Linked DNA regions of Mus musculus: region 2 is linked to region 1. A link is a contact called in ENCODE Hi-C or POLR2A ChIA-PET data. All regions are on one chromosome and are shown on one strand. The core of a region is the stretch at or near the end of the contact, and the rest is flanking DNA. Distances in the headings are between cores, read along the strand shown.

Region 1 (4,038 bases), core at 315-2,814:
GAGTTAGGATTTTCTTTTTCCCAACTCTTCAGAACTGGGATCACAGGCTGACCATAATGGTATTCTTGGACCGTTACAGCCACAAATGAGCATATTATTATTATAAATTGCTGACTTCTCATTACCTTAAGTATTCATAGCAACAAAATGTACTGGTCTCCTGAACCCTAGTAAAGTATAAAACTTCACTTAAGCAAGGTTAAGAGTCTCTTAAATGTCCTTAAATTCAGATGCTGTACTTAACAGCTGTCTTTTGGTTATGCAATGTATTATGCAATTATTACAAATGCACACATTTGGCAGGGTGGCAAGGTGCAGTCTTTAGCAGATAATGAGTGGGACATTTTAAATAGCATGCCTTCATTGCTCTCTAGTACCTTGCAAAAATACTGAAGAAACAATAACTAATACATTCTTACCATTTTGATTGCAACTTCCAAACCAGTGTGTATGGACTCAGCTCTGTAGACACCAGCAAATGATCCTTTACCGAGTAGATTTCCAACCTTAAAGTCCTTTTAAAAAAAAAATTAAGGATTACACGTGAGGAATCGCAGATCTAGAAAGTAAGAAAGTTGGGTAGGGGATGGGATGTGAAATGGGCCAAAGAGAAAAGGAGACATGGTTCAAGCAGCTGCCACACCTCGATGATGCAGGTGTCTGGGGTGGAAGGCATCTTGACGCTCTGAGAGATTTTCTGAGCTCCCTCCCTGATGGAGGCTAAGGACTCTAATGAGCTGGTTAGCTCGGGTCCCTCCTCTGGCCCACCAGGTTCCCGCCGCAGCTCCCGCCACGGTAACCGCCATCCCCGGGGAGGGGGCAAGCGGAGCGCGGCTTTGGAGGCGGGAGTGCGGACCCGACGCCAAGGGACCAGGACCGGGCGGGGCCCGCAGCTGGAGACACACCTGCGGGGTACAAGGCGCTCCCCTCCGGGCGGGGCTCCAGGGGGCGGGTCGCTTCGCCTGTCCCTCGGCGATCAGCCCCGCCACCGCCACCGCGCCTGCCCGCCTCATCCCCGCTTTACTAGTGTCACTGAGCACCAGTGAGCGCCTGAGCCAGACTGGGCCTCAGCCTCAGCCCGCTAACCCGTCTGGTCTCCCGTGTGTTTGTGCCGAGCCACAATGGACCTCCCCTCAGCACTGCGCTCGGTTCACCTCAGCTCACTGGGTCCCGGAATACCAGAGTCCGCCTCCATCGGACCTTCCCTCAGCTCCGCGCCCGCCGGCCTCACCTCGATCCTCTCCCCGATGCACGCCGCCATGTTCCCGAGCCGCCGGCGCCCGGGGCTCGGCCTTCTCGCAGTCCCTCCGAGGCAGCGCTCCGAGAAGCCAGCAGGTCTTGGCGCCCATCAGGACGCCTTCTCTACGCCGCCGCTGGCGACGCCGCCAACGCCACCGAAAGGTACCCCCGGTACCTCCCGAGGCCTGGGCGGCGCCCCGGAGCTCCCATTTTGAAAAATTCCCGCCGGTCTCCGAACGAGCCAGCCTGGCGGTGACGTCAGCACACTCTCCACTTCTTAGAGGCGGAGACCGACACGCATGCGCAGCAGGGGCTTTCCCTCGCTCTAGGCCGGAAGTGGGTTTTAAGTTTGACGGAAAGCGGTCAGTGTACGACTGACCGTAGCGCGGACGCTAATAATAGGTTACGTTTTGACCTGAAGGATAATAGGGCTTTGGCTTCCCGCAGAAAGTCTTTTAAATAAGTGTGTAGGTTTGGCCTAAAGAGAACTAGGGGGAAAAGTCCATTACTTTCCTTAGAACAGCCCCGAACCCGCCAGCCCACCATGTACACCGTTGTGCCATTTTCCTTTTTTACAGCTATTAATGTGTGGTGCTTTAAGATGAACTGTATAGGGAAAACACCGACTCTAAAGTAAAAAAAGCCTGGGGATGTACCTAAGTGGTAAAATGCTTTCCAAGCGTGGACATGTCCTTGGGTTCTAGTTTCTTCTTTCCCAGCAACCCGCTGCCCGGACAGATATTAAAGGTTGGACACAGCGACGCACTGGGGTTGAGTCAGTCCATTCTTGGACTCTAAGGAGTTCCAGGCTAACCTGGGCTACCAATCTTACAAATTTATTTTGAGCCATATGTGAGTGACCTAGGCTAAGTCATTTTCCTCTAAAAATGTTTTGAAGAAAGAGTAGTGGTATGGATCTTTACATTAGTTGCTAGTAAATAATCCGACAGGGGTTTGCTTTTTAGCCTAATTGTTTTGAGATTTTTTAATCAGATGCAAAAAGATCCAAAGTAGTGACTTGTTTTCTGAAGATCCTCAATAGTGTGTTCTCTCTGTGTCTGTGTTTTATCTCAACTCCTAATAGTGTTCCAATCCAGGTCTAGATTGCTATCCCCAAATGCCAGTGATTCCAGGACAAGAAGTGAGGCAAGGAAAGATTCATTTGGAAAGACAGCAAATCAGAGATGATGGCACCTGGGTGGTCAGGGGGTCTATCAACAAAGATGAGTCGTCTTAGTGGGGGCCTGTGTCTCCAAGGGCAATTTATAGTTAGGAATAAGAGGAATAGGCTAGCGGGCACTTTTAAAAGGTTCTATGCTGAGTGAGGTCCTCATTTAGGACCTTTTTGTCTTTGGCTGCAGTATCCTTGAGACAATTAAGGCCAACCTCCACACATATTTAAATGAACACGTTATCCTGCAAGCAAGGCATCACTTCACAAGTTTCATGCTTTTCAGACACTGTGCACATCTCAGGGGTAGGAGATACCGACATAGTGAGTGAGACCTAGCTGCTGTGGGAGAGAGCCATATTTGCCTATCAGTACTCAATGCTGTCAGCTAGCCTCCTGTTATCCACGTCCAGGGGCTCTGATGCCACCTTCTGGCTCCTATCGACATAGCACTCATGTACACAAACCTATACTCACATAAACTCACGTTATAAAAATAAAATCTACAAACAAAAAAGCTGATCTCATGTACAGAACTTTCTCAAAGCTGTTTGAAAACAAAGCACCGTGCCTGCCGGATGGAGCTTGTGTGAAGATACTTTATAATGAACACGTAATTTACGTACACACAGGAATGATTGCACATCAAAAACAAAAACCTGCAATTTAATGGATTCATTTGTAGTTTAAGGAATGTTTACATTCATAGAAGCACTCTCAATTTTCAACATGATTTAACATTCTAGAATTCTAATTTCAAGCACACTGGCATATTAGAATTTCCCTTGCAGTGTCTTAATAGGCAAATAAGATTATTATGACTCAGGGTCATGCTATGCACCTCAGGCTGGCCTTGAATTCCAGAGCTAGATTTTAGATGTGTGCTACCCGATCTAGTTTCATAGATGATTTAGACTGTTGCTTAAAAGTCTTGCAGATGTCTTTGGTATTCCTGGGCTTTATTTTGTGGCCTCAGAGTTTTTGTAAATATTTCACATGTATTTAAAGTTTATCAGAGCCCATTAATAGTCTGTTGATATAAATCCATGCCCTCGTTACTTTTTGTTGCTTTATATATTTGCCTTGTGTTATCACTTCATTGTCAGCTGCAGTCTATGTTCTCAGACCTGTGTCAGAGCTCATATATATTTCTAATGAATTCTCTATAATCAAAGAATACCCTCTTTATGCTCTAAAGTTTTAATTTATACTACTCATATTTACAGAAACATTTTTTTAACCTGTAGAATCATTTTTTCTTAGCCTTTCACTTACCTTTTTGTATGTTCTTAGCATAACTTTTTCTCTACTACATCTTTTTTTTTTTTGGATCTTCTATAAGCCACAAATACTCTTCAAACTGGCAAATATGATGTCATTAAAGTAGCTATCAGTGTTTAGGTTTTTATTTACTTACTAAGACAAGGTCTCTGTAGACCTGACTTTGTACTTACTTGCAATGGACACCCTCCCTCTGTTTCACTAGTACTCACCTGGCTACTAGACTTTTTAATGTGATTTCAATGTTTTCTTCTTTTAGCAATGGATTACAATTTAGTTTATGTTATCTTCTATTAATTTTATATTCTTGTCATCTCTGATCACTAAGGAAATCAGTTTTATCCTGT
Region 2 (4,567 bases), core at 1,364-3,863, 47 kb before region 1:
CTCGTATCCTCTGTAGCATATGTGTACTGCAAAATAGATTGTAAAAATGTAATATTTTTTTAATCTACCATGTGTGCCAACTTCCCTCTTGCCCCCCCAAGAGACATAATTTTCATTTTTTAAATGTTTATTTGTCTGAGTGTATGTATGCATGCATGTTCCTAGTGCTTATTGATGTCTAAAGAGGGCATCAGATTCCTCAGAATTAGATGACATGTTACCATGTGGAAATTGAATTTTGATCCTCTGCAAGAGCCATAAGTGCTTTTAAGGTCTGGATCAACTCTCCAGCCCATGTCACACATTAAAATCTCTCTAGCTCGCTCTCTCTCTGTCTCTCTGTCTCTCTGTCTCTGTCTCTGTCTCTCACACACACACACACACACACACACACACACACACCAGCTATTCTTAGGCTACTGATTTAATTGCTTTTATACTGAAGAAGAGTAGGAAAATAAGTGGGAGGGATGTAACTATTCTAAAAAATCATTGAAGAAAACCCAACAAGGGGTTGGATGTATAGCTCAGTTGATAACTTTCCCGTTAAACACTTGAAAGGTTTAGTGGAATTCCTAGCATCACCAAAAGAGAAAAGGGGGTAGAGTGGGGGGACAAATACCTAAGTCCCCAATTTTTGAGTAATACATTCAGAGAGGTTTAGTCTCTTCAACTTTGACTCTTTTTTCTTGGTGGACTATTTAAAAAATATAAAACAAAACAATACAAACAAAAACCACTGTTTGTCCTCCCCCATGTTGCTTTGATTGCTACCTTTGATATGTTTCTGAGTTTATTTAGACTTTAGGAGTTGTCTGTGTCCTCACTGAATGTGTTTTTGTTGTCTGAATTCATCACTTGGAGACAGTAATGGAAAGACCTGAGTTTCCCCACTTAGCTGTGTGACCTTGAGTGAGCCACCTCAACTGGAAAGTAGAAAACTATACTTGGCCTAATACAGAGCAACAAATTATTTCATTTAAATAAACACTAAATACTTGCTTTGCTATTAGGAAATATGAGAAAATATTCTTGATATTCTGTTTACAGGAAACCTGGTGGTAAACAGCACAGGTTTTGTTGTTAGAGGAGTCCTGTTTCTTGAATTCAAGCTACTGTTGGTTAGCTCTGTAGCCCTCTGCCATCTTCCTATTCTCTCTGCCTTTCACTTCTTTGTCTACTTGAGTCAATCTCTCTCCTCTTTAGAAAACCATTGTAGGGATGAAATGAGGACCCGAATAAGAATAAAATTTCTTTCAACATATACCAAATTGTACTTGATGGAATGCTAGTTAAATTTTTCTTCCTCTATTACATATGAGTCACAAATTGTGCAACTGTCCAGGGATTAGAAATGACAACCATAACACAGGAAGAATATTGAGGTTAAAAAAAAGGACTTTATTTTCTACCCATCTGTAGTCTTGGAACCAATAACGAGAATCTCCTTGTTTCTGTTACTATAGATAAATGTGCAGGACTGAATACAATGAAGTATCTAATAATCAGGATTGGATTCAAAGATAATTAACAGAAGACATTTCAAGTTTAACAGTTCTCTAGTAGGGTATGCCTGATTGGCTGCACATGAGATGATCACAAATGAAAGATCAAAGGAGAGGAGATGGGAATACCACACAACAGAGAGCTCCTGAGGCAGGACAAACGCTAAGCGTTCAAGGAGTTCAAGAATTGAGACTGGGCCCCAACTCTGAGAGATTCCGGGTAACTTATCTCGACCTCCGGTCTTGATCAGATAGATAAGTATCTGCTTTACCCGTGTCCTAGGAGAGATGTGATCCAATGAAATCACATGACAATCTTATCTATAGTTAAGAAAACATTACTTTAGGAGACACACGATGACTTCTAGCAGCAATTAGCTGACAAGTCCAATGGCAGGGACAGAGACTAGGAAGTCAACAGTATCTGAGTCTGTTGAGTGTTTATGTTCCTGGTGCTGAAAGCAGCGGGTTGGAGCTAAGCAGGCTTTGCCTAGGGGCTGGTTTTTTGCAAAGTTGAGGTTCTGGGGCCCGGAACCAGCGAGGTTGTAGCCTCCTCAGACCCGACCTTCAGTCCCCTCAAGTGAGGAGCCGGCGGGGGCATCAGTGTCTGGCTGCCATCAGCCGCGACTTCCAAGTCTCTCAGGAGCGGAGTCAGGGGTATAACAGCGGCTGCCTACCATCAGCCTCATCCTCAGTCCCTTTCAGGTGAGGCGCTGATGGCCAGCAGGGTTGGGTCACAGGGGTCCCCAACGCCCTCTGTCGGACAGGACACTGCTGCCTTCATGCCGCCTTGCACGTAAGCAGATGACAGAGGCTGTTACTTACAGGCCGCTCGCCGAGGCACACCTGAAGGGGAACTCGCCAAGCCTCTGGCCACCACCGCTCTCCACGCTTAAGGCACCGGACTTTCGCCTCAGCTCGGACAGCAGAGAGCTGAATCTGCTCAGGTACAAAACAGCAGGCGAGCTGCCAGCCAGCCTGACAGGGAGGACGTCCTCGGGGCGGGGCGTGGCGTCCGCGGGACACGCCCCCAGAGGCCGGCTCTGGCCTTGCTCCACCTCTTCCGGCCTTCTCTCTGTTTGCCACCACCGCCTCCTGCAGGGCCCACACACTTCACATTTCCCTTCGGCTGCCGGTCCGCTTCCGGCCTCACGGCGCGCAAGCGCACTCGTAGGAGTGTTTTGACAGCTCCGGGCCTGGAGAAGGAGCAGGTGTCGCGAGAGTGGGCAGCGCGCCGCCTAGCGAGAGCTGGAATTATGGCGAACCTGGGAAGTGAGGCCGAGCGGGAGCCCCTCTTGGGCCCGGGATCACCCGGAAGCAGGTGAGCAGGCGGGTGGGACTAGCTGGGAACAGTGAGTCCACTGTCCGGACCCGAAACCCGGCTGCACATGCGCATGCCCAGCAACGCCTTCGGAGCCGCTTAGGACAGGCTCCGGGATAATGGCGTGTACTTGGGAATAGAGGAGAATCTTGGTGCTTGGAGAACTTGTGTACCTAGAAAGCTGGGCAGGGGGATGCTTCACAAAGGTCACAGCAGTTTCACATTGTAGCCCTTGTGCTGTGTGTCTTAAGCATCTGCCTGAATCCTGTTATGGTAATTCCTTCTTGCTTGAGAGCTTCTTTTTCTTCACTATTTTTCCTTTGTTTTGTATGAAGAAACCTAAGCTGCCTCCTTTACAGCAGACACTGCATTCTGTTGACCCTGTGTAGCTGTCCACTGTCACAAAAGCCCCAAATGGTGGTTTTAACCGACACTCAAGAGCTAAACTTGAGTTAGACTTTTCCTAACCTGCCTAATAACGTCTTCATATTTTGCAAATAAACCCACTTAAAATGACTCACATTTGCTCAGTATCACATGTCCAAAATAAAGACACCTTTAAGCGTTTCATTAGTATTTTCATCCTTGTAATTCTCATTTTGATCCTAATTTATGAGCACTAATTTAGAAAAGTTGGGCTTGTCTTACTGTAGCAATATGTATTCTTACTTTTACGAAGCAATAAGTATTATTTCATCGAGTCTTTTATTTGAAGCGCAGTGTGTGTTTTATTAGGTTCATTTTTTGAGGGGGAACGGGTGGCACATGCATCATGCTTTGTACAGAGGCCAGAGGATGGATTACAATTTTATGTTTCTTGATTTTTATCTTGAGGTGATTAAAATAAGTAGCAGTGTTGACATTTGTTTTAAAAGAGCTGCATCCCCCAGGCCTGTTGAGACCTTCGAAGCTGTTGGCTTCTGCCCTGCTTTTTGCTGTGCCGCAATCCTTTTGGAGTTCTTACAGCTCTATAGTTGCCCTGCGTATTCCACGCCTAGAAGAGGCCATCCCTCTTCTCCCTTTTGAAATCTGTCAGCAACCCTCATTTATGTTACCTGCAACTCCTGCCAACAACTTTTTTTCTTCCAGGCTTGTTATTTGCCGGGACCCTGAAGTTATTTTTACTTACTGTAATTTTGTGCTTCTGATGTACAGGCTCTGCCAGGCTAGAGCTCCCTGTTAGTCACGTGCATAGGGCTGTGGCATTTCCATTTCCTAGCCTTCTTTGTGCTGCTTGCTTTTCTTTTGTTGTATTTCATGTCTGGCCTGTGTTTTCCAGAAAGAGTGTGGGATCCTTGAGTTATATATGTACAGCTAACCACAGAAATATGATTTTGATTGAAATAAGCTTAAACACATTTTCTCTTACTTTTCTCTCCCTTTTAAATAAGTGATTGTGTTAGGCTTCATCTATAGGTGAAGATGGACAGATGTTCCTGTCCATGAAGAGTTCATTAGATTGAACTCTATGTTCTGTGTTTAGCATTTTAAAAATTAAAAGGAAATATGTATGCTGTTTTTAAAATCATAAGTTGATTCCCTAGCTATGACTAACTGCAGGGTTTGCTCACTTGTACTTTACTGTACAAAGTTCAGTATAGTAAGCCAGCAACCCTTATCAAACAAGATTGACTAATCAGGATTTATTGATGTAATTGGATTAGATCCTTCTTCTTTTCTTGAGTGTCTAGTGCTCTCAACTGACTTCCTTTATGAATTCTATTTAAGAGAACAGAGGCCG

Evidence for each region. Hi-C counts contacts between places; a loop is a spot of excess contacts on that map. ChIA-PET counts read pairs that join two places held with the same protein, here RNA polymerase II (POLR2A).
Region 2: a loop to region 1 is called in a map of gastrocnemius, with 7 times the contacts of the local background. The contact joins the promoter of Mfsd8 here to the promoter of Plk4 in region 1. A Hi-C loop is called at or near these places in 3 of 37 maps with a recorded cell type or tissue (gastrocnemius, heart and v-Abl transformed pro-B cells). POLR2A ChIA-PET finds 5 or more read pairs at or near these places in 3 of 5 experiments (Patski and embryonic stem cell).

The regions. Positions count from the first base shown.
Region 1 is chr3:40,797,477-40,801,514 of GRCm38, reverse strand. Plk4 (polo like kinase 4) reads right to left here and starts at 1,564. Exons shown (of 16, transcript NM_011495.2): 1 at 1,232-1,564; 2 at 420-515. The coding sequence starts at 1,261.
Region 2 is chr3:40,844,900-40,849,466 of GRCm38, reverse strand. Mfsd8 (major facilitator superfamily domain containing 8) reads left to right here and starts at 2,613. Exons shown (of 12, transcript NM_028140.5): 1 at 2,613-2,826. The coding sequence starts at 2,762. It also overlaps the pseudogene Gm2011.